3 separate regions of the Homo sapiens genome follow, and all the other regions are linked to region 2. Evidence: read pairs that join two places in POLR2A ChIA-PET (ENCODE). Cell type or tissue: MCF 10A. All regions are shown on one strand. Each heading gives the region's core, and the rest is flanking DNA. Links, peaks and the distances in the headings are about the cores only.

Region 1 (11,360 bases), core at 2,602-7,601, 77 kb before region 2:
CTCAGAATAATTCACTGTTGACATTTAGTGACTATCATTCCAGATGTTTCTATGTAAATATACAGATAAAAATGAGAATGAAAGATTGTGTGTGTGTCCATGTGTAGGCGACAAAGAGAAACAGTTTACAGAGAATGGAAATACCCATGATAGCAGTACAAAAAAATGAGATCACATTTTCTTTTTTTTTTTTTTTTTTGAGACGGAGTCTCTCTCTGTTGTCCAGGCGGGAGTGCAGTGGCACGATCTTGGCTCGATGCAACCTCCACCTCCTGGGTTCAAGCGATTTCCCTGCCTCACCCTCCCAAGTAGCTGGAATTACAGGTGCTCGCTATCATGCCCAACTAATTTTTGTATTTTTAGTAGAGACAGGGTTTTGCCAAATTGGCCAGGCTAATCTCGAACTCCTGACCTCAGGCGATCCGCCCGCCTCAGCCTTCCAAAGTATTGGGATTACAGGCGTGAGCCACTGCGCCCGGCCCACATATTTTTTTTTTTTTTAGACAGAGTCTCGCTCTGTCGCCCAGGCTGGAGTGCAGTGGCTTGATCTCAGCTCACTGCAACCCCTGCCTCCCGAGTTCAAGCAATTCTCTGCCTCAGCCTCCCGAATAGCTGGGATTACAGGTGCCTGCCACCACGCCCGGCTAATTTTTTGTACTTTTAGTAGAGATGGGGTTTCACCATCTTGGCCAGGCTGGAATTGAACTTCTTATCTCGTGATCCGCCCGCCTTGGCCTCCCAAAGTGCTGGGATTACAGGCGTGAGCCACCACACCTGGCCCTTTTTAATTTTTAAAAATGTTTTGACTCTTTTGTAATAACACTTAGCTTAAAATACGAACACATCGTACAGCTTTACAGAAATATTTTCTTTCTTTTTATCCTCATTTTATAAGCTCTTTTCTTTTCTTTTTTTTTTTTTTTTTGAGACAGAGTCTCCCTCTGTAGCCCAGGCTGGAGTACAATGGCACGATCTCGGCTCACTGCATCCTCCACCTTCCGGTTCAAGCGATTCTACTGCCTCAGCCTCCTGAGTAGCTGGGATTACAGGTGTGCGCCACCATGCCCGGCTAATTTGGGTATTTTTAGTAGAGATGGGGTTTCACCATGTTGGTCAGGCTGGTCTTGAACTCCTGACCTTGTGATCCGCCCGCCTCGGCCTCCCAAAGTGCTGGGATTACAGGCATGAGCCACAGCGCCTGGCCTTCTTTTTTCTTTTTTGAGACAGGGTCTCACTCTGTCATCCAGGCTTCAGTGCAGTCGCATTATCAGGGCTCGCTGCAGCCTCAACCTCCCGGGCTCAGGTGATCCACCCACCTCAGCCCTCTACCTTCCACCCAGTGGCTAGGAGTACAGATGAGTACCGCCATGCTGGCCTAATTTTTAAAGTTTTCTTTGTAGAGATAAGGTCTTGCTATGTTGCCTAGGCTAGTCTCGAACTCCCAGGCTCAAGCGATCCTCTCGCCTCAGACTCCCAAAGTGCTGAGATTACAGGTATGAGCCACCACGCCTAGCCAAAAGTTTTTTGTTTTTTTGGTTTTGTTTTGTTTTTTAAGACAGGCTCTCCCTCTGTTGTTCAGGCTGGAGTGCAGTGGCTCAATATTGGCTCACTACAACCTCGACCTCCTGGGCTCAAGCAATCCTCTCACTTTAGCCACCCAAGTAGTTTGGGACTATAGGCACACACCACCACACCTAGCTAAGCTTGCTTATTTTTTGTAGAGATGAGGTCTCACTGTGTTGCCCAGGCTAGTCTCAAACTCCTGAGCTCAAGAGTAATCCCAAAGTGTTGGGATTACAGGCTCACACCACTGTGCCTAGCCCAAAAGTTTTTAAAAATAAATTTTTTAAAAATAGAAAAAAGTGACCAGGCATGGTGGCTCACACCTGTAATCCCAGCACTTTGGGAGGCTGAGGTGGGAGCATCGTTTGAGCCCAGGAATTTGAGGTTGCAGTGAGCACTCTAGCCTGGGCGGTGACACAGTGAGAACTTGCATAAAACAAACAAACAAACAAAAACAACTAAGACACAAACACCCACATTAGCCTAGGCCTACACAGGGTCAGGATCGTTGATATCCCTGTCTTCCACCTCCACATCCTGTGCCAGGCAATAGGAATTTTTCAGGTCTATTATAATCTTACGGGATCATCATCACATATGCAGTCCATTTTTTATCAAAAACATTGTTATGCAGCACATGACTGTATGTATTAGTCTGTTCTCACATTGCTGTAAAGAAATACCTGAGACTGGGTAATTTATAAAGAAAAGAGGTTTAACTGGCTCCTGGTTCTGCAGGCTGTACAAGAAGCATGGCAGCTTCTGCTTGCCTTCTGGGGAGGTCTCAGGGAGCTTTCAGTCATGGTGGAAGGCGAAGGGGAAGCAGGCATTTTACATTTTACATGGTGGGAGCAAGAGGAAGAGAGAGAAGGGGAAAGGTGCCACAAACTTTTAAACAACCAGATCTCATGATAACTCACTCACTGACTATCACAAGAAGAGCTCTGAGGGAATGGTTCCAAACCATTCATGAGAATTTTGCCCCTATAATCCAATCACCTCCCTCCAGGCCCTACCTCCAACACTGGGAATTACAATTTGACATGGGATTTGTTGGAGACACAGATCCAAATCATATCACTGTACTTCTATCATTTTCATCTTTCATCATCTATACATTCTTTGAAATCATAAAGTATTTACTGGATTCTCTTTTCCACAAAGTAATCCTTATTCTGATGTATGTTTTTCATTTGCTTTTTGCTTATGTGTCTTAGTCCATTTTGTGCTGCTATAAAAGAATACCTAAGACTGGGTAATTTATACAAAGCAAGAAGTTATTGGCTCCTGGTTCTAGTCCAAGAGCATGGTGCTGGCATCTGCTAAGAATTTGATGAGAGTCTTCTTATGGCATCATCCCATGGCAGAAGGTGGAAGGGCAAGAGAGAGCAAGAGAGAGTCGTCAGGAAGGGAACCTAACTTGTCCTTTTATAAGTAGCATATTCCTGAGATAATAGCATTAATTTATTCATGAGAACAGAGCCCTCATGACCTACTCACTTCTTAAAAATCCCACCTCTCAACACTGTTGCATTGGGAATCAAGATCCCAGTACATGAACTTTGGGGGACACATTTAAACTATAGCAGGTGGGGACCACTTATGATCTAGGAGCAAAGTGAAGGAAGGGGCAAAGTGAATGGAAGTTTCACCATTCAGGGAACAAATTTACTTTTTTCCCTGCCATGGTTAACATTTGGTATTTAGCCTTCCAGACAGATACATACATATTTTTTCCTCACAAAATGAGATTACCATATACATGCTATTTTTTTTTTTTTTTTGAGACAGAGTCTCACTCTGTTGCCCAGCCTGGAGTGCAGTGGCACCATCTCGGCTCACTGCAATCTGCGCCTCCCAGGTTCAAGCAATTCTCATGTCTCAGTCTTCTGAGCAGCTGGGATTGCAGGCACACACCACCACACCCAGCTAATTCTTGTATTTTTAGTAGAGATGGGGTTTTGCCATGTTGGCCAGGCTGGTCTCTACCTCCTGACCTCAAGCGATTCACCTGCCTCAGCTTCCCAAAGTGCTGGGATTACAGGCGTGAGTCAGAGTGCCTGGTCTGACATGCTATTTTGTAATCTGCTTTCTTCATGTCATACATGCCATGCATGTTTTTATGTCATCAAATATACTACTCTCACATTATTTAAGTAGCATTCCATTGGCACAATATATCACATTTTGTTTAATCCGATCCCCTATTCATGGACATTTCTGTTGTTTACAGTAATTTATCATTGGAGTCAAACTGCTGCACAATTTTCATTTTCATTTTAATTTTTTTGAGACAGAGTCTCACTCTGTTGCCCAGACTGGAGTGCAGTGGTGCGACCTTGGTTCACCGCAACCTCTGCCTCCCAGGCTCAAGCCATTCTCCTGCCTCAGCCTCCCAAGTAGCTGGGACCACCGGCATGTGGCACCACGCCCAGCTAATTTTTGTATTTTTAGTAGAGATGGGGTTGTACTGTTGGTCAGGCTGGTCTCGAACTCCTGACCTCAAGTGATCTGCACACCTAGGCCTCCCAAAGTGCTGGAATTACAGGCTTGAGCCACCGTGCCCAGCCAGACCTCCTCTTAATCCCTGTGTTTCTAATTCCACATAATTTACTGGCCCCCTTAAGGTCTGTGTCCCCAAGTCAAGAGCCTTTCGGATTTAGTTCCTTCGAGGCCCGAATCCCCAGTTTCCTGCTCAGGCTGGTGGTCACCCTGGCTTTAAGGAGGGGAGGAAGGGGCCTATGATCTAGCAATTCAATATTCAGCTGTTTCCACCCCCACCTTACACACAGTCTCTGGTGCCTTCATGGAGTCTGCAGACGTGTCAAACCATATCTTCCTGCGCTTTGCTACCTTAGTTGCTTCTCTCAGCTACTGATGTTTCCTGACTCACGTGGGTGACGGTGAGGATAGGCCCTTTCTATTCCTTCACTGGCCTTTCAGTAGGGTTTTGGGTGGGGGAGGATAAAAATACCACCTCGTTTAACTGGAAGTTGCATTAATTATACAAAGGTCTTTCTGATCATTGCTCATCTTTGAAAGAGACCAGTTATTGGTTAAAAATTAATCTAGAGAAAGATGAGGCAAGTGACCTGGAACAGACCACAGTTTTCAGCTGACTTTTTTTTTCAAACAACCTATCACCAAATGTGTTTTCTCCTCTGTCTTGGGCCATATCCCTTCTTTTCAGGATGTAGGAGGGCAGTGTAGCAACAGACTCTAAGATAGACTTTCTAATGATTGCTGTTCCCTCAGGCCCTCTCCTCTGGCTCCCTCTCCAGCAGCAGTTTTCTCAGCTGGGAGGCTGAGACATAGATGGTTAACATGGATCTACACATAACTTCTCTGTTAGTTCCACCTCTCCCACTCCCTGCAGCCTGCAGGGTGGAGCTGACTTCTCTGGAGTCATTCCAGCTGCTTGCCTTTTGTGGTTCTAAACAATGGATCGTTAAGTTGGGCCTTCCAGAGCAGTGCCCTTATCTATACGTGGCAGTTTGGAATTGTGCCGCCACCTAGCCTTTGAAGCTAAAGACAGGTACAGGAATGTTCAGCACTGTCTGTAATAGCAAAAAGCTGAAAACATGCAAATGACTGTCACCAGGAGGATGAGTAAATACGTCACATACTCATATCATCGAACACAATTCTTCAGTGAAAATGAGTGAAACTATCACTGCACATGGTAGTAGTTGGGTGTGTGTGTATGTGTGTGTGTGGGGGGGGCAGAGTCTCACTCTGTCCTCCAGGCTGGAGTGCAGTGACGCAATCTCGGCTCACTGTAACAATCGATTCTCCTGCATCAGCCTCCCGAGTAGCTGCGATAACAAGTGCACGCCACCATGCCCGGCTAATTTTTGTATTTTTGGTAGAGATGGAATTTCACCACATTGGCCAGGCTGGTCTTGAACTCCTGATGTCAAGTGATCTGCCTGCCTCGGCCTCTCAAAGTGCTGGGATTACAGGCAGCGTGCCATCACACCCGGCCGCAGTTGAGTCTTAAAAACACAGTTAAGTGAAAAAAGTTAGTCACAGAAGACTATATACTTGACTGAATGATTTCATTTATATAAAATGCAAAAGTTCCCTGGAACTGAAACATATTGTGTGGGAAAATATACACGAAGAATAACACTCAGGAAAAGAAGGGAATTATTATTAAGTCAAATTCAGGATGGTGGTTATCACAGGAGGGAGAGGAAGAGGTGACTGAGGAGGGGCACAAAGCAGTCTTCAAAGTCACCAGTTAAATTCCATTTTCTTTTATTTTGAGACAGGGTGTTGCTATGTTGCTCAAGCTGGCCTTGAACTCCCAGACTTAAGGGATCCTCCCACCTCAGCCTCCCAAGTAGCTGGAACTACAGGAGCACACCACCAAGCCCGGCTTCTATTTTCTTAAAGCTGGTTAATAGGTACATGTTTTCATTTTTGTTATTAGTGAAACTACATACATGTTAAGTATATTCTTTTGTTGGAACAATATTTCAAACTAATAACTGGAGTGATTACTCTCTTTTTTCCTCATCTTTTAAAAGATGGAGTTGTTTCTCTTTTTCATTTTTGGAGAGTTTTAAGGTGAGGAGAAGAGTAAAAAATAAACTACTTTTTTTTTTTTTGAGACAGTGTTTTGTTCTGTCGCCCAAGCTAGAGTGCAGTGGTGTCATCTCAGCTCACTGCAACCTCTGCTTCTCGGGTTCAAGTGATTCTCGTGCCTCAGCCTCCCAGGTAGCTGGGATTATAGGCTCCTGCCACCACGCCCAGCTGATTTTTGTATTTTTAGTAGAGACGGGGTTTCACCATGTTGGCCAGGCTGGTCTTGAACTCCTGACTTCAAGTGATCTGCCCACCTCAGACTCCCAAAGGGCAGGGATTACAGTTGTGAGCCACTGTGCCCGGCATTTTTTGGTTTGCTTGTTTGTTTTTGAAATGGAGTTTTGCTCTTGTCACCCAGGCTGGAGTGCGGTGGCCATGATCTTGGCTCACTGCAACCTCCACGTCCCGGGTTCAAGCGATTCTCCTATCTCAGACTCCCAAGGAGCTGGGATTACAGGTGCCTGCCACCATGCCCGGCTAATTTTTGTATCGTTAGTAGAGACAGGGTTTTGCCATGTTGGCCAGGCTGGTCTCGAACTCCTGATCTCAGGTGATCCGCCCATCTTGGCCTCCCAAAGTGCTGGAATCACAGGTGTGAGCCACCGTGCCCGGCCAAAAAATACTTTTATCACTCCCTCGCTGCAGCTGTCTATGACTTTCTCCAGGGGGTAAATAATTCACATACACAGCCTGTGAAGGCACTGGCATTATGGACCTTGGGTTTCCAAATAACACTGAAGAAAGCGAGTCCATGGAAAACTGATAATCAAGAAGCTTTATTACTTCCAGGATTGCTTATTTTTAAAACCCCTGAAAGGAAAATGGCTTTAATTCAGAAACTGGCTTGTGGAGTGGTGGTGGGGCAGCGGCGAGGCAGGGTTGATACAACGGCAACTGGAGGAAGAAGTTACTGTGAGGGGAGGCCCACCCGCATCCGGTGCCCCAGTGGACTGGTGCCACCTCAGCTGGCATGACACCTGCTAGAGCTGTGGGTATTTCTCCTATTCAGGAGCTCTGGGTCTGTTGATGCCCGCATATGTGAATTGGGCCCCAGGGCTCTATGCCACGGCCTGGAAGAGGCTTCATGTCAGAACTTGATGGATGGGGGTGGGATGGGGGTGGGAGGGAGGTGGGGCAGGCACTATGCCAGGAAAGGTCAACAGAGTCTTGTTGTGCCTGGGAGGGAATTTGGACTTTATCCTGAGACAAATGAGGAACTGTTAAAGGGTTTCAGCCAGGAAAAGGCAGGATAATTTTTTTTTTTTTCTGATAGAGTCTTGCTCGGTCACCCAGGCTGAAGTGCAGTGGTGCAATCGTAGCTCACTGCAGCCTCTGCCTCCTGGGCTCAAGTGATCCTCCAGCCTCAGCTTCTCGAATAGCTGGGACCACAGGTGCATGCCCCCACGTCTGGTTTATTTTTTATTAATATTGTTTTGTAAAGATAGGGTCTCACTGAGTGCCCAGTCTAGTCTCAAACTCCTGGTCTCAAGCAATCCTCCTGCTTCTACCTCCCACAGTACTGGGATTACAGGTATGAGCCACTGCAGCCTGCCCAGGATAAGATTTGACTGAGAAAATACATAATGAAAAAATGCTGGGCACAGTAAAACTTCAGTGACTCATTTAAAGGAAGCTATACTGTATTCATCCCATCAGCAGCTACATAGATTATGACAATGTCCATATGTAGGCAAAAGATATTTTCATTCTACAGACAATACTTAGGACATGTAAGGATTTAGGAACATTTGGCAAAGACTCTGTGCCCTAACCCCCCACTCCCCTAGGACTCAAGACTTACGGGTTAGGCATTGCTGATCCAGTTAATGGCAATGCTAAATTGTTCTTTTTTTTTTTTTTTTTTTTTGAGATGGAGTTTCGCTCTTGTCATCCACCCAGGCTGGAGTGCAGTGGCGCGATCTTGGCTCACTGCAACCTCCACCTCCCGGGTTCAAGCAATTCTCCTGCCTCAGTCTCCGGAGTAGCTGGGATTACAGATGCCTGCCACCACGCCTAGCTAATTTTTTGTATTTTCACCATGTTGGCCAGGCTGGTCTCGAACTTGTGACCTCATGTGATCCACTCTCCTCAGCCTCCCAGAGTGCTGGAATTACAGGTGTGAGCCAGTACCCCCAGCCTGAACTGCTCTTTTTGACAGCAATAAACAAGTTCAGCTTCATCCTTCCTTAGGTTGGTAAGACCGTGTCTCCAACATCAAGGGAAAGCATGCCTTCCTATTTGTTATAAGGGACCCACAACCAAGTTGCCATTTAAATATATGTGAAAAACAAAAGAGGATCTAATACCCAACATGCATTTATACTATTTAGGACTGTTAGCAAGACTCTATTGCCCATGTGATTTTATAAATAGTATTATGACAACAGTTTTGAATGTGTCTGACTGCACATTGACTCATTTAATCCTCACAACGTCTGCTGGGGTAGGTGCTGTTATTGCAGTTGGCATAAACTACAATTAATTATGTAATTTCTTGTTGAATATTCATGTTCTGTGATCAGTTCCATGAGAGCGGGAAGCTCGTCTTGTTTATCCTTGTATCCCTGGTGCCTACAACAGGGCCTGGTATGTGGCAAGCATTCAAAACGTATTTACTGAATAAATTTCGTATTCCCCTTTACAAGTGAGGACAGAAAGGCTTAGAGATGTTAAATAGCTTACCAACCTTTAGGTCACCAGCTAATCCAAACTCACATCTGTTGAACTTTATCTTCTTACCAGCTCTCAAGTAGTCTAAGGTTTTATAAAGATCACATAGCTTGGTCGAGTTCCTAGCTATTAAGTAGAAAGTTATTGAGAGATTAACAAACACTTTTTTAAAGATTCTTCCTTTGTTTTTAACCATTCTGAAAACATAAAACAGAATTCAGAGGAGAGCAGTAGTGGAATGGTTATGTTTAAACTTGCCATGTTTCATAAAGACATTACATTGAGAAATTCACACCTGGCATTTGAGAACAAAAGCTGGCGTAGAACTTGGAGGAAGTATTATTAGGAATTCACCCAACTAAATCTTCCTAAGCTTATTATCTATAAAGCTCATGTTTTATTAAAATATAGCTCATATGGCTTTATAGCTCTTTCTCCTCAACTGAAATCTTTGGTGGGGTGGGGGGCGGCCTCCAGTTTTCATAGGCCACCTGGTATTGATCATTCTTACCTTACTTGGTTAAAACAGTTGGCCAAGGAAGCCTAGGTCCTGATCCCAGCCCCTTCACCATACCCAGCCCTGCCTCGGTACAAATTTCCTTACAAAATGCCCAATACTCCAAGGCCTCTGGAAGAAGCATGGGAAACTAAGATTACTGTTTTCCATAGGAAAGGTATTGAAGTAACTTTCACAAGCTACCTATGGTAAAAGAGGGAATATAAAGATTTGGAGAAAGGGCTCTAGTGGGAGTAAGTGACAAGTCCTGGCCTATTCCCATTCCATCCCATTTCTAGGCAGGAGTCTAGCCAAGCTGCCAATCGGGCCCCCGCCAGACAAGACAAGAGCAACTGATGTGTGAACATGCAGGTGTTACCCTGCCCAAGAGATGAGCCCAGACCTTGTCTTGTCTCTGGGTTCCATCACCCCGAGTGTGAAGAGAATGGGGAACTCCAAGAAACCAGCCTGAGACTTCATACCTTCTCTCTCACTGCAATGTGGGCAGAGGCCCATGTGCAAAGGTCTCAGGAACTTGAATTCCCTGTAGTTTTAGTAACTAATGTTGGTATAGATTTTGATGGTACAACATTTTTTCACATGCATCTTTCCACTGAGGTTGATATACAAATATTACCGTCCCCAAATTAGAGATGAACAAAGAGATTTCATTACTTGTCTAAAGCTGTATCACTCCCTGCATATCCAGCCTCCTGGTGGACTACTGTTCAGTCATGAGTTTGGGTTTTCTCCCTCTTCAAATCAATCATCTGTGACTTTTACATCACTAGTGCTCAATCTTTGGTGGACGCTACGTAGAGAATCTAAGCAACACTTTGGGTTGTCTTTCCAGAAAAAAAGCACATCTATACACACACACACACACACACACACACACACACACACACATCTGTTAGCTCTCAGGACTTTTGGTGATCCCCTGGCGACCATGGACACAGGGCTGAGAATTCTTCTTTTATAAATAATGTATGTGAGACCAAAGGGACATAATAACCAAGCACAATGTGTAAACCATGATTGAATCCTAGTTCAAAAATTCAGCTATGGAACACATTTCAGGGACCACCATAGAAATGTGAATATGGTATATATATTAGGTTTCACTATGGAATTTTCTCAGGTGACTTAAGGGTAATTTTCTTTGATGTGATAATAGTGTTTATTATCAGAATATCCTGATTTTTAGGAGATGCCTAAGTATTTTGGGGTGAAGTAATATGAAGTTCTCAACATATTTTCAAATGGTTCAGAAAAAATATAGAAAGAAACAAGATTGAACCACATGAAAGTTGCCTACATATATTATGTATATATTTATATTTATATATATATATATATTTATATTTATATATATATATATATATATATATTTTTTTTTTTTTTTTTTTTTTTTTTGCGGGGGATGGAGTTTCGCTCTTATTGTCCAGGCTGGAGTACAATGGCAGGATCTCAGCTCACTGCAACCTCCGCCTCCTGGGTTCAAGCGATTCTCTTGCCTCAGCCTCTCGAGTAGCTGGGATTACAGGCATGCACCACCATGCCCGGGGAATTCTGTGTTTTTAGTAGAGACAGGGTTTCTCTATGTTGGTCAGGCTGCTCTTTAGCTCCCAACCTCAGGTGATCCACCCACCTCGGCCTCCCAAAGTGCTGGGATTATAGGCATGAGCCACTGTGCCCGGCCGATTTAACCTAATTTATAAAGGAAATATTGTAAACTATTAAAAGTAGTTTAATCTGGGTGGTGGTATATGGATGTTAATTAAAAAGTTATTTTAACTTTTCTGTGCATTAGAAAATGTTGCATGATACATAAATTTTCATAATAAAATGTGGGGGGAATAGTTTCTGTTTCTTTGTGATAGCTCTCAAATCTGCCACTATATTAGTTACCTATTGTGGTGGAACATAAAAAATTACCCCAAAATTTAGTGGTTTAAAACTACAAACATTTCTGGGTATAATCAAAAGAATTGAGAGCAGGGACTCAAAGAGACATCACACACTCATATATTCATAGCAT
Region 2 (7,682 bases), core at 2,041-7,040:
TGTCTTGGCACACAAGCTAAATGCCAAACTGGCAGAACTACGCCGTAATGGCACTTTGCCTTGGTTACGCCCTGATTCTAAAACTCAAGTAAGTGATGATCATAAAGCTTGGTTGTCTCATTTATTACATCAGCACAGAAGATCCATAATTTTGATAATAGCTAACTGGAAAAAATAGCATTTGTTTTCCTATATTGTAACTTCAGGTAGAGAAACAAATACAAAGTTATTGTTTGGTGTGATGTTCTGATGACCTGTGTTGCCTTCAAGGTTACTGTGCAGTATATGCAGGATCGAGGTGCTGTGCTTCCCATCAGAGTCCACACAATTGTTATATCTGTTCAGCATGATGAAGAGGTTTGTCTTGATGAAATGAGGGATGCCCTAAAGGAGAAAGTCATCAAAGCAGTTGTGCCTGCGAAATACCTTGATGAGGATACAATCTACCACCTACAGCCAAGTGGCAGATTTGTTATTGGTGGGCCTCAGGTAATGTCATTTTGTTGCATTTTTCTGGATTTTTGATGGTTACTTAAAATTTTGGCTACTACATTTTTTTCAGGCTTTCTGAAACCTACATGTGAATCATCGGAGGATATTTGCTGAATGAATTCAGAATAGGCAACCTAATCCACTTGGAAAGCACTAGGCGTAAAGTAACTTAAATCCTGTAATTTCAGGGTGATGCTGGTTTGACTGGACGCAAAATCATTGTGGACACTTATGGCGGTTGGGGTGCTCATGGAGGAGGTGCCTTTTCAGGAAAGGATTATACCAAGGTCGACCGTTCAGCTGCTTATGCTGCTCGTTGGGTGGCAAAATCCCTTGTTAAAGGAGGTCTGTGCCGGAGGGTTCTTGTTCAGGTATACACTCTTTATATAACGAACGATTAAAAGTCATGTAAGTGGGAGGGTATTTAGTAGTAATCTACTTAACTACTTGTTTTATACCAACGTATTATACAAGTATATGGGTCTTTGCAATCACTGATTCTTACGACATTTGAATCCTTTTAGGTCTCTTATGCTATTGGAGTTTCTCATCCATTATCTATCTCCATTTTCCATTATGGTACCTCTCAGAAGAGTGAGAGAGAGCTATTAGAGATTGTGAAGAAGAATTTCGATCTCCGCCCTGGGGTCATTGTCAGGTAAAGATGGTAAAGCCTGTTGCTAGTCAAGTATTGAGGGTGTTGGGTGTGTGTGTATATACTTAAGGCTGAGGAGGTGAAGGTGTGAAGGAAGACTCCTCAAATGGGAATATATTTTAATTCCTGGAACAGTTTTGAACTGCTGCCTTAGTGAAGACTTAGTTATTTGAGAAATTTAAAATTACGGTGCTCCATGGCTTAGGCTAACCACTCTAGAGAATGTTCCAGATTTGATATTTGAGCTTTGTGCTCTTCTACTTAAGGGTGTTAAGAAAATAGAGATAAAGTGGGTTGCTCAAGGTTTGTTGCAATGTAAAAACCATGGTAGGGTGTGGGCGGCGGGACCTTGGTAAGTATTGTGTGATCTCAGGTGAGCTTTTTGACAATTGAAATTTCTCAGAATAATGACAAGTTTTCGTATTTGTTGAGCCAGGGACGGAAAAACAACTATAGTTACTAATAAGGACTGTGCAAGGAGTTTGGACACCAGGGAAGTAACACTTTTGCCACAAATTTTTTTCCTAGCATATCCCAGAGAACTCATTTGCCAGAGCTCTTGAAAATGAGTCTTGCTGATTGTTTTGCTTTATTTTAATTTAATGCTACATATTAAGTTACGGACTTGTATATTCCAGGGATCTGGATCTGAAGAAGCCAATTTATCAGAGGACTGCAGCCTATGGCCACTTTGGTAGGGACAGCTTCCCATGGGAAGTGCCCAAAAAGCTTAAATATTGAAAGTGTTAGCCTTTTTTCCCCAGACTTGTTGGCGTAGGCTACAGAGAAGCCTTCAAGCTCTGAGGGAAAGGGCCCTCCTTCCTAAATTTTCCTGTCCTCTTTCAGCTCCTGACCAGTTGCAGTCACTCTAGTCAATGACATGAATTTTAGCTTTTGTGGGGGACTGTAAGTTGGGCTTGCTATTCTGTCCCTAGGTGTTTTGTTCACCATTATAATGAATTTAGTGAGCATAGGTGATCCATGTAACTGCCTAGAAACAACACTGTAGTAAATAATGCTTTGAAATTGAACCTTTGTGCCCTATCACCCAACGCTCCAAAGTCATAATTGCATTGACTTTCCCCACCAGATGCTGAAAATGTCCTTGTGATGTGCACGTAAAGTACTTGTAGTTCCACTTATAGCCTCTGTCTGGCAATGCCACAGCCCTGTCAGCATGAATTTGTAATGTCTTGAGCTCTATTATGAATGTGAAGCCTTCCCCTTATCCTCCCTGTAACTTGATCCATTTCTAATTATGTAGCTCTTTGTCAGGGAGTGTTCCCTATCCAATCAATCTTGCATGTAACGCAAGTTCCCAGTTGGAGCTCCAGCCTGACATCAAAAAAGGCAGTTACCATTAAACCATCTCCCTGGTGCTTATGCTCTTAATTGCCACCTCTAACAGCACCAAATCAAAATCTCTCCACTTTCAGCTGTCTTTTGGAGGACGTACGTAATAAGGTTTTAATTTAGTAAACCAATCCTATGCATGGTTTCAGCACTAGCCAAACCTCACCAACTCCTAGTTCTAGAAAAACAGGCACTTGGCAGCCTTGTGATGTCATACAGAGAAGTCACAGGGCAGTACCTGAGGGTCTGTAGGTTGCACACTTTGGTACCAGATAACTTTTTTTTTTCTTTATAAGAAAGCCTGAGTACTCCACACTGCACAATAACTCCTCCCAGGGTTTTAACTTTGTTTTATTTTCAAAACCAGGTCCAATGAGCTTTCTGAACAGCTGGTGTAGCTACAGAGAAACCAGCTTCCTTCAGAGAGCAGTGCTTTTGGCGGGGAGGAGGAAATCCCTTCATACTTGAACGTTTTCTAATTGCTTATTTATTGTATTCTGGGGTATGGCGTAAGTACAGAGAAGCCATCACCTCAGATGGCAGCTTTTAAAAGATTTTTTTTTTTTCTCTCAACACCATGATTCCTTTAACAACATGTTTCCAGCATTCCCAGGTAGGCCAAGGTGTCCTACAGAAAAACCTTGGGTTAGACCTACAGGGGGTCTGGCTGGTGTTAACAGAAGGGAGGGCAGAGCTGGTGCGGCTGGCCATGGAGAAAGCTGACTTGGCTGGTGTGGTACAGAGAAGCCAGCTTGTTTACATGCTTATTCCATGACTGCTTGCCCTAAGCAGAAAGTGCCTTTCAGGATCTATTTTTGGAGGTTTATTACGTATGTCTGGTTCTCAATTCCAACAGTTTAATGAAGATCTAAATAAAATGCTAGGTTCTACCTTAACTGTGTCTGTTACTCATTTGTTAAAGTGCTTTGGGGCCATAGGTACGTGCCTATAATCCCAACACTTTGAAAGGCTGAGGTAGGAGGATCACTTTAACATAGAAGTTGGAGGCTGTAGCGAACCATTATCAAGCCACTGCACTCCAGCCTGGGTGACTGAGACTTTGGCTCTTAAAAAATGCTATCATATGAATAACCTGAGAATACTATATGTGTATCTTTAACCTTGAATTGTAATCCATAATTAGCCATAATTCAGGAAAATAACCTCAATCCCTAGACCCAGTGGGTGGGCATTTTTTAAAAGCCTAAGCAAGATTTAGTCCTCCTAGTCCACTTAAGCCAAAATTCATGTGTCCTTATTGCAGCAGCCATTCAATGCCATTTTTAAGTTTTCAACTAAGGTTGAGGGCTTCAAACCATTGAAGGCATAAAAACCGCTAAAAGTATTAACCTGGAAGTGGTAATGTCTATCTAAAGTCCTGGCAATTTAAGCCTATTAATCTGCATACATTTTTAAATTATGAGCTTAGTTTTAAGGGTTGTATGATGTTTTCATCTGAGAAGTTCTGAAACGTGATTTCTAGTCAATATCTTGCAGAGATAAATAATGCAAATTAGCTGAAAATGCTATAAATTTCCAAAGGCTTAAATTTCATTTATGGCAGGTTGTGTAGAAAATCCGCAGACCACACTGCTCTTGAACCTAGGAGCTACATGCATAGAGAATAGCCACTTGGATTACATTTCTACCAACATCTGAATGGTGGTCCAGCTTGTCCTGCAAATGTAGAGCCAAGGAGTGCTTGCTTATGCCTGTTTGCATGGAGACTTAAAAACTTGGAAATTTGGAGGCCAGGCGGAGTGGCCTGTAATATAGGCCACTATATAGTAATATAGGCGTGAGCCTATAATCCTAGCACTTTGGGAGGCCAAGGCATGCAGATCACGAGACCATCCTGGCTAACACAGTGAAACCCTGTCTCTACTAAAAATATAAAAAAGTTAGCCAGGCACCTGTAGTCCCAGCTACTCAGGAGGCCGAGGCAGGAGAATGGCGTGAACCCGGGAGGTGGAGCTTGCAGTGAGCTGAAATCGTGCCACCACACTCCGGCCAGGGTAACAGAGTGAGACTTAAAAAAAAAGCCGTGGAAATCTGGGTATGGTAGCTTACACCTGTAATCCCAGCACTTTGGGAGGCTAATGCGGGTGGATCACCTGAGGTCACGGTTTGATACCAGCCTGGCAAACTGAAACCCCGTCTCTACCAAAAATACAAAAAAGCTGGGTGTGGTGGCAGGTGCTTGTAATCCCAGCTACTCAGGAGGCTGGAGAATCACTTGAACCCAGGAGGCAGAGGTTGCAGTGAGCCGAGATGGCGCCATTGCACTCCAGCCTGGGCCAGAGCAAGGTTCCTTCTCAAAAAACTTGGAAATCTGTTGGGAAGTAGGGGGAGGGCAAGGTTAAAACCTATGCAGGTGTGTCAATTAGACTTGTTCCAACTTGAGAACCTGAATTTTGCATGTAATTGAAATGTTCCAGAACAAGTCTGGCAGTTTCATAAGGGAGTTTTTAGATGCCAATACATTGCAGATAACCATATTGGCTACATTAGGGGAATGAGCATGGATAGGTGCCTCCAAGTTGGTAGAATAGCATGAGAAGTTTTCAAAAGTAACCGCTTTAAGGTTATGTTCAGTATTTGCTAAGTAAACAAAGATTCCCCAACCTTGAGGGAGCTTGTGGACCAAGGGGATAGTGTTGTCCTGCCCAGCCTAGGGGAAAAGTATCCTGAAGGTTAATAAGGTGGTGGAGGAACATTAGGCCACAGGGAGCAGAGGGAAAGCATAACAGCAGGGGATGATAAGGGTGATTATAGTTTAGAAAGCATGAAAGTATGACTTAAGGAAATGTCTTTAGGTTGAACATTCTGTATATAACCTGCCTTTCTAAAGTTTCAAAGGGGATGGATACCCATCAGGGGCAAAGATCCAAATCCTGAGGGTAGAATGAGGAGGATGTATACTAAAGTCTTTTGGCTAAAAGGACATTGATAGCCCATTTTTAGAATGGCTACAGTTGCAACCCAACTCTACCCCACTGAACAGCTTTTATTACCAGTATTTACATGACCACTTTTTCTTTACACCTCACCCTACCCCAATATCTTCCTTGGGAAAATTGGTCAGAGAGGTGGTATACTAACAGTTTGGGGAAGGGCAGCATCCTTGCCCATATTTAGAAAAATACTTTTTCAAGTGTCTTCTCCCAAGTAACTCTTGGGACTTTTGTTACCAGTCAAGTAGGTACAGTGAGTTTGGCAAACAACATAGTGGCAAAGTATCTTCTATTGTGTTACTATGAGAGAAGATCTGCAAAAGGATTGAAAATCAGCATCCCTCCCACCCATTCTTACAAAGTAATCAGGGGACCCTGTGCCACAGCCATTGCTTGCCCATATAATACCTTGAATGAATTAGAGATTTTCCACCAAACTCCATTTGGCCTCCTCAGTGGTGGGGGAGGGTGGCAATCTGCTTGACAACTAACATGTCGGCCCTGTCCTGGTCTATCCCTAACTAGATGCTAATACAAAGGTTGAAAATACAGATATAGGTAGTAATGAAAACAGATTTGGCTGGGCACGGTGGCTCACACCTGTAATCCCAGCCCTTTGGGAGGCCAAGGCAGGTGGATACTTAAGGTCATGAGTTTGAGACCAGCCTGGCCAATGTGGGAAACCATGTCTCTACTAAAAATACAAAAATTAGTTGGGCGTGGTGGTGGGCACCTGTAGTCCCAGCTACATGGGAGGCTGAAGTGGAAGAATCGTTTAAACCCAGGAGGTGGTGGCTGCAGTAAGCCAAGATTGTGCCACTGAACTCCAGCCTGGGTGATAGAGTGAAACCCTGTCTTTAAAAAAAAATAGATTCAAGAGGTATCCAGGAGGTAAAATTGATGGGACTTGGCAATTTTAAGAAATGCAAGGAAAAAGGAAGAGTCAAGGCTGATGACCTAGAGATAACAGCTTGGCTAAGGTACAGAGCTGCCATTCAATAATAAAGAATAAGGAAGTCTGAGTTGGGGATGAATGTAAGTTCTGTTTAGGATGAACTGAGCTTGATAGCCCTGTGGGATATCCAGGTGGAACTTAGACCTATACGTCTAGGGCACAGGAAAGAAACCTAGCATCGTTGGAAATCCTGGAGTAGACACAATCATCTGAAGTATGTATACTGAAAAAGCAGTTGCTTAGGAAAGAACCCCCGGAACACTGTCCAAGGAGGAGTGGGGGAGAGTATGGGAAGAGAAGCCTGCAAAGAGATGCAATCATTTACAGAAGTTACTGAGACTGCCAATTTACTACCGGTCTCTGCTACAAGTCCATGAGCTCCCAAAGCAGGGATCCTTTTTCATAACCCTGCATTCTCGCTTCCTAGCTCAGTGCCAACCCTTTGAATTTTCACTGAACTGAGGAGCTTCCTGAGTTACCCTTGTATACCCCAACCTACAAAATGTCTAAGCATTCCCTAATCCCTTACTAAATTTAGTTAATTCTTACTTTACCTCCCCTTCTGCTCACCAAAGGCTAGAATAATACCAAATACTAAGCTTATTTTTAGAGAAAATCTAGCAATCATCTAGATTTCCTTATTTAACTTTGATGCTGCTATTCTGACTGCTCTCATAACTGCTAGTGAAACACTGGGTGTATATAGATAATAGGAACAAAGAAGGAACCAAAATTGCAATGAAGATAAATTACTTTGTGTGCATTTACAACCTGACCACCATCCAATTATACTTTTAATTAAGAAAACATGTTTTAAGCTGCATTATTTCAGATTATCAGTGATTCTGAAAATTACAAGTGGCAGGGTGCAGGACCTTAAGTCAAATAGACGTTAAGTTCAAACCATCAGTCCATTCGTCACTAGCTGTATGTCTTCGGGCAAATTATTTTACCTCTCAGCCTAATGTAATAATGCAGGTAACACTGCTCACGCGGTGTGTTGCACATAGCAAACACTTGGGAACAGTTAGCTATTCATCGTGGTACATTAAATTGCTTTTCCCCAAGAGCCACTTTATTTATTTATTTTGAGACGAAGTCTTGCTCTGTTGCCCAGGAGTGCAGTGGCTCGATCTCGGCTCACTGCAACCTCCACCTCCTGGGCCCAAGCGATTCTCATGCCTCAGCCTCCTGGGTAGTTGGATTACAGGCACCCACCACCACGTCTGGCTAATTTTTGTATTTTTAGTAGAGAAGGGGTTTTGCCATGTTG
Region 3 (11,360 bases), core at 3,449-8,448, 97 kb before region 2:
GGGCAGATCACTCAAGCTCAGGAGTTCAGGATCTGCCTGGGCAACATAGTGAGACCCTGTCTCTGTAAATAAATAAAAGTACTTTTGATCTAAATTCTCCTGAGTGTTCCCTTTCTTTACTTTGCAAAGCTGGTTGAAGAGAAAGAGAGGTGGCAGCAGCAGAAGGACGTCAGGACAGTAGTTTCCAAATCTGGTCCTCAGAACACCCATGAACCATGATGATGATCACCATGTCATCACTGGTGACAAAAAAAAAAAAAAGAGAGAGAGAAAAACACAACCTGTGGCATGAGCTTTTTTTTTTTTTTTTTTTTTTTGGAAACAGAGTCTTACTGTGTCACCTAGGCTGGAGTGCAGTGGTGCGATCTCAGCTCACTGCAACCAGCATGAGCTTTTTCTGTGCAAAACTATTCCATTTAAGGGCCATCTTTTAAATGGAAGTCAAGTTCTTCCTCCTTTCTTGATGTTAAACTATATTTTCTTGGCTGGGCGAGGTGGTGGTGGTTGGTATTCTCAACACTTTGGAAGGCCGAGGTGGGTGGGTCACCTGAGGTCAGGAGTTTGAGACCAGCCTGGCCAACATGATGAAACCCCATCTCTACTAAAAATACAAAAAATTAGCTGGGCATGGTGGTGGGCACCTGTAATCCTAGCTACTTGGGAGGCTGAGGCATGAGAATCGCTTGAACCTGGGAGGCAGAGGTTGCAGTGAGCTGAGATCATGCCACTGCACTCCAGCCTGGGCAACAAGAGTGAAACTCCATCTCAAAAATATATATATATATATATACACACACACACACACACACACATATATACGCATATATATGTGTGTATATATATTCTTTCAAGTCACTTGATTTTGCTGGGCCTCAGTTTACTCATCTTTAAAATGGGGTGAGACGGGCAGGGTGGTTGGCCTCAAGGATCCCTAAGGGCCTTTCCAACTCCAGTATTCCTACTGCCTGGGACTATGCCTCTCTCACAGCCTGGGCTGCCTCCCAACTCCCACCCTACTCACCCCAGCACCCTCTCCCCGATGCCCCCCACCAGCCCTTCTACTTAGCTCCACCAGGTGTGCCCTCCTAAGTGTCCTCTGGGGAGAAGTGCCCCTCCACCATGCACTCTGGATTCCCAGGAGATACAGTGGATAAAAGTCAAACATGGGTTTCAGACATTCTAATGTGGATTTGCCCAGCTTCCATGCAGCCGGGAAGTTGGAGGGACAGAAGGTGGGAGATGAGGAGCAAAAGCACAACAGGCACCAGGGTAGGGGCTGGGTGGGGAAAGAGCATTGAAAGAGAGGGAGGTTCTGGCTGAGTCATAATAGCATAGATTCCTAGGACATCTGAGCTGCTGGGCTCTGAGACTGCCTTGTCCTGTCTCCTCACATTATAGATGAGGAAATTAAGGCCCACGGAGGGGAGAGCAGTCTGTGAATGGAGGGGAGAGGGTAACTCCATTTTTCCTCTAGCAGCTCCTCAGCTAAGGGAAAGTCCTGCCTGTGGGAAGGAATCAAGGAAGAGAGATTGGGAAACCGAGGCCAGAGCACTAAGTTAGGACTGACCAGGACAAGGGCCCCAGGCTCCCATGAGCCCGTGTTCCTGCTCCCCCGCCTGCTTTCTGCTCCAGTCCCTTCTCCGGTCTCCCTTCCTTTGCCTGTAGACCTCAGCTCTGCTCTCAGGACATCCCAGATAGCAGCCCTCATGCTCAGAACACACTTTTCTTCCCAGGGTACATCCACTTTTGCACCCCAAGAGGATCCGGAGATAAAGAAGGTACCAGGCAATTCCAAACACTGGGGCTGGGTCCCAGGGAGAACAACTGAGCCAGGTGTCTCACCTGCGAACCTCCTGTCACCTTCAGCCCTGAGATGCAATGGCAATAATCCATGGCCACTTTGGAAGCCTCTCTCATACACTGTCAGCTTGCATCTGCGGCACCTGCAGCTGTTGCTGGGGGCTCATTTTTATATTTAATTTTTTAGAGACGAGGTTTCTCTTGCCCAGACCAGAGTGCAGTACTGCAATCATGACTCACTACAGCCTTGAACTCCTGGCTCAAGCAATCCTCCTGCCTCAGCTTCTTGAGTAGCTGAGACTATAGGGCACACCACCATGTCTGGTTGTTTTTTAAATATTTTGTAGAGACAGAATCTCACTATGTTGTTCAGGTGGGTCTCGAACTTCTTGGCCTCAAGCAATCCTCTTGCCTTGGCCTCCCAAAGTGTTGGGATTACAGGCATGAGGCACTGCACCCAGCTGGAAGATTGTTTTTAAAGCAGTGATGTCATGGCCAGAGAGAAACCAGCCCCACAGTTCCCAGATCAGCCTGGGAGATGTCCACAAACTTAGGAAGGCTTCCAGCAAAGAGGCCTTGGGCAGGCTGGGTGATCTCCCAGGCCCTAGGCTGTGCCTGCCCTTGATTGCACAGAATGTTCACTGCCTGGGAAGCTGGGAGCTGGGACAGCTGGGTGACCTGGAAATGGAGGGGCTGAGGAGCTCCAGGCTGGCCTGCTCCTCCTTGCCACCCTCTTCCTGATAACAACAGACAAGGCTGGGAGGCTCCTGGGAGCCTGCTGCCTAATTCCCAGGGCCTGGCAGCCAGCCCTGCAGCTGATGCAAGGCCAGGGGTGGGTGAGCTCAGCCTGTCCCCAGCACCCAGAGCCTCTTGCACCTGGTATGCCCTTGAAAATGCATCTGTTCATGCCCCCTCTGCCTCAGCCTCCTAGGGTCCAGCTCTATTCCTTCTGAAAGCGTAGGAGGGCCACCTAAGGATCTGGAAGCAGGCCTTGCTTGGGGGATGGGGTGGGAATTAGGCAGCAGGTTCCCAGAAGCCTCCTGGCCTTGCCTGTTGCTATCAGGGAGAGGGTGGCAAGGAGGAACGGGGCAGCCTGGAGCTCCTCAGACCCTCCATTTCCAGGTCATTTCTGAGCATCTCTGAGTCAACCCCGCACCTCTGCATGGGCAGCCTAAGAGCAGTGCGGGGACCACAGCCCCGCCTCCAGGGACCTCTGCAGTGGAATAGAGGGGCAGGGCTCCCTGCGGGCTCTGCCCCTCAGGGTCTGTCCACACCAGCCCACTTCCTCTTCCGGGAGAGGTCAGACAGCCCCTGGGAAGTCTCCAGACCTTCTTATCCCGTGAGAAGATGGACTTTCCTCCTCTGGCTCTCCCCTTTTACTGGACATGCAGGCCCAATGTAGGAAGGCTGGGGCCTGTCACTCTTCAACAGCCCTCAGGTGTCATCAGCTCAGGACCAGGATTCATTCAGCATCTACTTACTAAGAGCTCTGTAATGAGAATGTGACAAATAATAACTCGACGCATATCAAATGCATGCCTCATCTTACAAAGTGCTCTTGCGATTAGTGTTTTGAGGGATCCTAGTGACGATGCTGCAACGTAGGGAGGCCCTAGGTGGAGAAACTGAGGCCCAGGGAGCTGAAGTGGCAGCACCAGGAGTCACACCACAGGGTCTTCCCATATCCTCCTGCTACTTTAGTCCTGCCCCATACACACGCACTGAGCAGGAGGCAGGCTTCCTGCCACATGCTCGACTGTCACAGGACACCAGCTGGGACAGGGAGCAGAGAACAGTGTTTCCCATGGGCAGTGGTAGATGTAGGAGGCTGGGAGACCAGGACTTGTGGATTTAGGGTAGTTGCATGCCAGAGCCACAGCTGTCTGGGAGGGACTGGAGACAGGCTGAGGAGCAGGGAGGGTACCTGGAGCACTGGAGCTGTGCCTCCCTTTACCATAGCTGTTTGCTTAGACAATACTCAACTGTCCTGCTGAGCTCAGGCTGGCATCGGTAGGATTGGGTCTGTTGCCTGGGGATTGAGGCTGGCTACAGGACCGGCTCCTCCAGTTCTGGCCAAGGACCAGTGGCCGTGGCCATCACTGGACTCCTCGCTGATGCCAGGATTGAACAAGGCCTTTCCAGTCTGCCCATTGTATCTGGGGCCTGCCCTTTGTCCTCAACCCAGTCTGACCGTCTCTGGGGGACCACGCACCCACCTTCATGACTCCCGGCCAACCCTCCCAGCGGCTCTTGCAGCATATGCAACTACTGCTGCTGGTGAGCTCAGGCAGCTGGACTCATGGGCAGGCAAGAACATGGTGTCCTGCGCTGGAGGGCAGGCACAGGCTGTGCCAACTGCACCCACCTCTCCCAGACTTAGGCCTGGCAGGGAGGCCTGCAGTGTAGGCAAGGGCTCGCTGGAAAGAGCGATGAGGAGGCCCAGCCTGCTGAGCACTCCAAGTCCTCCTTCTACTCTCCTGTCCTTTCACTGAGAGGAGATCTAAAGAATAAAGTTTAGCTGGGCGTGGTGGCTCACGCCTGTAATCCCAGCACTTTGGGAGGCCGAGGCAGGTGGATCACCTGAGGTTGGGGGTTGGAGACCAGCCTGACCAACATGGTGAAACCCTGTCTCTACTAAACATACATAATTAGCCAGGAGTGGTGGCACTTGCCTGTAATCCCAGCTACTTGGGAGGGTGAGGAAGGAGAATCGCTTGAACCCAGAAGGTGGAGGTTGTGGTGAGCTGAGATCGCACCATTGCACTCCAGCCTGGGCAACATGAGCGAAACTCCATCTCAAAAAAAAAAAAAAGAATAAAGTTTAACTCCTGACTCTGCCCCAACCCTGAACCAATTCCTAGAACCTTGAATTACTTGAATCACTTTTTTCTTTTTTTTTTTTTTTTTGAGACGGAGTTTCACTTTCTGCCCAGGCTGGAGCGCAGTGGCATGATCTTAGCTCATTGCAGCCTCCGCCTCCCGAGTTCAAGTGATTCTTGTGCCTCAGCCTCCCGAGTAGCCGAGATTGCAGGTGCCCGCCACCATGCCCAGCTAATTTTTGTATTTTTAGTAGAGACAGGGTTTCACCATGTTGGCTAGCCTGGTCTTGAACTCCTGACCTCAGGTCATTGGCCCACCTCAGCCACCCAAAGTGCTGGGATTACAGGAATGAGCCACCGCGCCTGGCTCACTTGAATCACTTTTAAGTTTGAATTCTCTTTATTTGTTACTAGATATTACAATCACATTGTATTACATTTAAAAAGTGCAAAAGAGTATAATACAGAGAAAAACAATTCTCCCCCCATGCACCTATGGCTCAGCTGCCCCGTTCTCCACCCTCCAGGGGCAAGCAGTGCTACCAGTCTTTTGTATGTCTTTCCAAAGATAAGGCTTCATTAACCACTGAATTTTTTTATTATCTGAGCTCACACGGCAAGGTCACAACTCGCTTAACTCTTATGCTTGGGATGAGGAAGGACAAACTCCTCTGCTTTGAACATTCCTTGAGAACCAAAAGGCAATGACCAGAGACAGGCTCTTCCCATCACAGGCCCCCGCTCCAGTTCTCTCTCCCCTCACAGCCCTCCACCTGTTACCCCACTGGACGCCCAAGGCAGAAGCGAAGAACAGATGGTATTTTCCTCCTTGTTTCTTAGGAAAGTTGAGGATCCAAGAATTAAGAAGACTCAAGGTCACAGCTAACTGGGGCACCCTCAGTTTTTCATATCATTGCCCCACTTCCCTATTATCTTCTCTTTGCTTTGTAAATGACCTTGAGTTCTTAAATATCTCACCACAACTTGTCTATGGAGATCTCAAGAAGAGGGTCAAGGACTCTTCTTCTTGGGTCGTCTCTTATGAGCTGGATTTCGAGCTGGGCCCTAGAACAGCCCCTCAGCAGTGGCTGAGGATGCTGGCTGAATGCAGTGAGAGAGGGAAGGGGTCTGCTGTTCTTCCAAGGGCACCCCGAGGCCCTGCGGTTTCTCCCAGGACACACACACACATCCCTGGCCACCAGACCCACTGGCCCACGGGCCCTGTGCCTCATGAGTTCTTTTTCGTGCAGTTGGCTCTGTTAATGCCCCTGCTCAGAAGACCAAGGCCGTGGGTTGGCTCCCTGGGGGTGAGGCCTCCTGTGGTGAGACATTCTGTTCCTTGGCCATGAACTGAACAGAGTGTTGCACATTACAACAGGATGACAAAAAGAGACTGTCCCTGCGTGACATGGAAAATGCACAGTTCTCTAGCTGAAAGGGTGACTCCTCCTGCGATCCCCTCCTCCTTCCAGTTCCTTCTCACCCCACCTCTATGATCCGTGGGGATTTTCTGAGATGAGCCCTCATCTATTATATCTTCACATTCTGTCTTTGACGTAAAAGCTAACTTTAGTAAAGCAGGGCTTGGCTGGGCACAGTGGCTCACGCCTGTGATCCCAGCACTTTGGGCGGCCAAGGAAGGTAGATTACCTGAGGTCAGGAGTTCGAGACCAGCCTGGCCAACATGGTGAAACCCCATCTCTAATAAAAATACAAAAAAAAAATAAAAAAAATTAGCCAGGCATGGTGGTACATGCCTGTAATCCCAGCTACTTGGGAGGCTGAAGCAGGAGAATTGCTTGAACCTGGGAGGCAGAGGTTGCAGTGAGCTGAGATCACACCACTGCACTCCAGCCTGAGCAACAGAGCCAGACTCCGTCACGATAAAAATAAAAATAAAAATAAATAAAATAAAGCAGGTATCTCTCTAAACATCACAGAGTGCCTAGAAGAATCAGGTTCTCAGGAAGCAGGATAATAAGAAGGCTTCAGAGGGTATGAGCTGTGGCTGATTAGTAATGCAACAGGGACAAGAGGAGACTTTTATTTATTTCAGAGGACAGAAAGTAGCTGCCACGGCTGTTTTGTGAAACCAGGCTCAGTTCTAGGGTGGATCTGAGGACACCACTGGGGTGAGAGACTCCGGGAAGGGACCCATGAACCAGAGGGGCTCTGACTTGAGAGGATCAGAAGCCCGTGCTGCTGGAGGGAGAAGAACAGGTCAAGTCATGGGGCTGGAATCAGAGAGGGGATTCCCAAGGATGGAGAAGGGTGAGGGGATGGCTAATCTATGGTGTGACAGGCCATGGGTCACAAAGAAGGGATCTGGAGGCTCCATTTGGTGTTTCTACCACCTGAAAATTTGTGTACTCACCAAAGAACTCATCTGTTCTAACACCTGGGACCCCTTCCTGCTTCCTCATTCTGCCCAAAGTGTCACTGTACTGAAGGGCCAGGGTCTCACCTGACACTCACCAGGCTCCCCAGAGACCAAAGCTCTACTGTGGCTGTCAGGCCCCACCTGCCTACCTGGAATTCCATCCATGGTCTCCTGCCAAGTGCTGCTCCCCACGGCACCCTCATTGCCTGTTCCCTCCCGATTTTCACTGCAGGTGGCTGTGTGAGGGGGAAGAAGAAGACTGCTGGATTACACTGGATGGATTGGCCACTAAAAATGGCAGCCTCTGTCAGGTACAGTGGCTCATGCCTGTAATCCCAGCACTTTGGGACACTGAGGCAGGAGGATCGCTTGAGCCCAAGAGTTTGAGACCAGCCTGAGCAACATAGATACCCCATCTCAACAAAAAAAATTTTTAAATATTAATGGCCGGAAGTGGTGGCTGACACCTGTAATGCCAGTGCTTTGGAAGGCCAAGGAAGGCAGATTGCTTGACCTCAGGAGTTCAAGACAGGCCTGGGAAACATAGCAAGACCCCATTTCATTAAAAAAAAAAAAAAGATAAAAGTAAATAAAAAAAAAATTAATCAGCTGTGCTGGTGTGAGCCTGTAATCCCAGCTACCCAGGAGGCTGAGGCAGAAGGATCACTTGAACCTGGAAAGTGGAGGCTGCAGTGAGTCGTGATCATGCCACTGCACTCCAGCCTGGGCAACAGAGTGAGATCCTGTCTCTCAAAAAAAAAAAAAAAAAGGGCAGCCTTTCTTTAATATATCCATAATGACACCAGGCCTCCAGAGTAACTGCTAACAAAGTGCTTGCAGAATCACCCACCTATAGCATGAATTCAGTCTATCAACAACACTAGAAACAGAAACACAAGGGTTCACATTTTATTTTTTTAGAGACAGGATCTTACTATGTAGCCCGGGCTGGCCTTGAGCTCCTGGGCTCGAGTGACCCTCCAGCCTAAGCCTCCCAAGTAGCTGGGATTACAGGTGTGCTCCACCATGCCTGGCTGGGATCATGTTTATTAAACACATCCTTACTTGGCCTCTGAGACACCACCCTTTCTTGGACCTTCTTTTATGTCACTGGCCCCTCCTCCCCCATGTATATTTCTGGTTTCTCTTCATTTTCCTGGTGTCAAAATACTGCACGGCCGCAGGAGTCAGTCCTTCTCTTCTCTGTCCTTGTTCACACTCCAGGTGACCTCATCCAGGCTCATGGCTTTAAGATCAATCTCTCTATGCTGACCTCTCCCAAATTTGTATCTCCAGCCCTGACCTGTCCCCTGAACTCTGGGTTTGAATATCCAACTGCCTAATCAACACCTTGACCTGGGTGTCTAATAGACACAGCTGGCACAATATCCAAAATTAAACTTTTATTTTTACCCTAGACCTGCTCCTTCTGCAGCCTTACCAAACTCAGTAAACGATACCTTCACCTTCTCCATGCTCAGACCAAAACCAGACAAAGGACTCTTCCTTGACCTGTTTCATTTACTCACGATCGACATTAATAACCAGCAAGGCTAGACGTGGTGGCTCCTGCCTGTAATCCCAGCACTTTGGAAGGCCGAGGCGGGAGGATCACTTGAGTACAGGAGTTCAAGGCCAGCTTGGCCAACATGGCAAAACCCCGTCTCTACAAAAAATACAAAAATTAGCCGGGCATGGTGGTGCTTGCATGTACACCCAGCTACTAGGGGGGCTGAGGTGGGAGGATCACCTGAGCCCAGGAGGTCGAGGCTGTAGTGAGCTAAGATTGCAACCACTGCACTCTAACCTGAGTGATAGAGCAAGACCCTGTCTCAAAAAAGAAAAAAAAAAAATCAGCAAACCCTGTTGGCTCTACCTTCAAAATATACCCACCACTGGCCCTGCTGCCACTAATCCTAGCCACTGAAGTCTTGACCACAGCCTACCAGGCCTTGTGTGATCTGGCCCACTGCCACCTCCCTGGCTCCATTTCCTGCCACTGACTTTTCCCTTGACCCCTGCCACACTGGCCTCAGACACTGCAAGCCCACTCTTGCCTTGAGTGTATTGCTGTCTTCTCAGCCTGGAATTCTCTCCCCCAAAACACTCACAAAGCTGGCTGTTCTATTTCCTTCTGGTCTCTGCTCAGATGTCACCCCTCAGTGAGGCCTCCCCACACTACTTTAAGACGAGGAAATCTTCCCACACTCCACATTCTAGATTCCTCCTCTGCATTTTTTTCATATCATATATGTGTGTATGTGTGTGTGTGTGTGCACATGAGTGCACATATATAAAAATAAAATATCACAAATTTCCGAATTTCCTGAATTGGGCGATGATCACTCTAGCTACTTCCCGCTGGATAGGGGCAAAGAAGTCTCACTCCGTCCCTCAGGCTGGAGTGCAGTGCTGCGACCTCGGCTCACTGCAACTTCCACCTCCCGGGTTCAAGCAATTCTCCTGCCTCAGCCTCCTGAGTACCTGGGATTACAGGCATCTGCCACAATGCCTGGCTAACTTTTGTATTTTTAGTAGAGATGGGGTTTTGCCATATTGACCAATCTGGTCTTGAAGTCCTGACCTCAAGTGATCCGCTCACCTTGGCCTCCCAAAGTTCTAAGATTACAGGTGTGAGCCACTGCACCTGGCCTTTTTTTTTTTTTTTTTTTTTTCCCTGAGACAGGGTCTTATGCTCTGTTGCTCAGGCTGGAGTGCAGTGGTGGGATCATGGCTCACTGCAGCCTAAATCTCCCAGGCTCAAACCATCCTCCATCCTCAGCATCCTGAGTAAATGGAACTACAGGTGTGTGCCACCATGCCTGGCTAAATTTTTAATTTTTTGTTGAGATTGGGGGGGGTCTCACTATATTGCCCAGACTGGTTTTAAATGCCTGGGCTCGAGTGATTCTTCTGCCTTAGCCTCCCAAAGTGCTGGGATTACAGGCACGAGTCACTATACTTCTTCTTGGCTATTTATTATGTCCCTCTCCTCTCTAAACTATAAAAACTCCATGAAGATGAAGAATTTGCCTGAATTATTTCCTGCTAGAGCCTAGCAGGTAGAACAGTGTCTGGTACATAGTTCCTGTTAAAAGAAAAGCTTCAGCTGAATTAAATGTAAAAGCTGAGCAAAGAATGATTCCCAAATCAGGCAGCCTCCTGAGCCAGAGTAGGCCCACAGACTGCAGTGTAGCCACATGGTGGAAGAAGATTTATGGACAGAAAAAGGAAAGAGACATACAGCAAACGGAAGCGAGTTACAGAAACAGCTGGATTGGTTGCAGTTTTGCGTTTGCCTTATTTGAACACAGTTTGAACAGTTGGCCACATTTGAATGGCCAAAACTCGGTGATTGGCCCAAGAGTAGATTACAGTCTGTTTACGCTTCCATTTAGGCTGTAGTTCATGATGTACAGAGAAACCTTTAGGCCAAACTTAAAATATATAAGGAGGCCAGGCGCGGTGGCTCATGCTTGTAATCTCAGCACTTTGGGAGGCCGAGGCAAGTGGATCACCTGAGGTCAGGAGTTAAAGACCAGCCTGGCCAACATGGTGAAACCGCATCTCTACTGAAAATACAAAATTTAGCCGGGTGTGGTGGTGTGCACCTGTAATCCCAGCTACTTGGGAGGCTGAGGCAGGAGAATTACTTGAACCCGGGAGGCAGAGGTTACAGTGAACCAAGATCACGCCATTGCACTCCAGCCTGGGCAACAGAATGAGACTCTGTCTCAAATAAATAAATAAATAAATAAATAAATAAATAAATAAATAAATAAGAAAAAATGTAAGGAGGCAGCTTTAGATTAAACTTGATTTAACATTTCCTAGATACTAAAACTGTTGAATGGATGAGGCTTAAAGAGGCTAGATTAGTTTCCTAAGGCCACATAATTTAGTAAATGTTGAAACTCAGTGTTAACTAATTTTCCCAAGGTCACAGATTAAGGAGCAAAGGCAAAGCTGGGGTTCAAGCCCAGGTCTGAATTAAACATGGCATGAAGCCACAGAGCTTTCCACCTCCCCGTCCCCGTCCACCCAAGGCCAACACTAGTCAATGGCTCCCCTCCCAGATGTTCTCAACAGTCACCTTCCTGTCCCGCACCCTGCCCTTCAGCCTCTCCTTAGCGGCAATTCATTCTTCGGAAAGGTTTATGTTCATCCTATAATTATAACATAATACATGTTCAGCCTAGAAAACAAGAAAGAATGTTTAGAAAGCAGGAAGGAGGCCAGGCGTGGTGGCTCATGCCTGTAATCCCAGCACTTTAGGAGGCTGAGGTGGGCGGATCATGAAGTCAGGAGTTCAAGACCACCCTGGCCAATACGGCGAAACCCCGTCTCTAATAAAAATACAA

The links. ChIA-PET counts read pairs that join two places held together with the same protein. Peaks named below come from ENCODE experiments on the same cell type or tissue, not always from the same donor. Only the 100,000 strongest peaks of a DNase experiment are listed, where the experiment ranks them.
Region 1: POLR2A ChIA-PET joins it to region 2 with 7 read pairs; 23 of 35 experiments call an interaction of 5 or more read pairs at or near these places.
Region 3: POLR2A ChIA-PET joins it to region 2 with 6 read pairs; 33 of 35 experiments call an interaction of 5 or more read pairs at or near these places.

The regions. Positions count from the first base shown.
Region 1 is chr2:85,463,880-85,475,239 of GRCh38, forward strand. No RefSeq gene overlaps it. Among named protein-coding and RNA genes, the nearest start is that of SH2D6, 51 kb to the left of the region's middle. In MCF 10A, for the core only: no CTCF peak of the experiment used is centred there; DNase peaks (open chromatin) are centred at 4,982 and 7,282.
Region 2 is chr2:85,541,885-85,549,566 of GRCh38, forward strand. MAT2A (methionine adenosyltransferase 2A) reads left to right here. Exons shown (of 9, transcript NM_005911.6): 5 at 1-88; 6 at 271-489; 7 at 681-863; 8 at 1,017-1,150; 9 at 1,786-3,397. The coding sequence ends at 1,888. GGCX (gamma-glutamyl carboxylase) reads right to left here. Exons shown (of 15, transcript NM_000821.7): 15 at 2,836-7,682. Among named protein-coding and RNA genes, the nearest start is that of MAT2A, 6.6 kb to the left of the region's middle. In MCF 10A, for the core only: no CTCF peak of the experiment used is centred there; a DNase peak (open chromatin) is centred at 4,947.
Region 3 is chr2:85,443,479-85,454,838 of GRCh38, forward strand. No RefSeq gene overlaps it. Among named protein-coding and RNA genes, the nearest start is that of SH2D6, 30 kb to the left of the region's middle. RefSeq lists enhancers at 2,664-3,313, 3,314-3,964. In MCF 10A, for the core only: no CTCF peak of the experiment used is centred there; no DNase peak of the experiment used is centred there.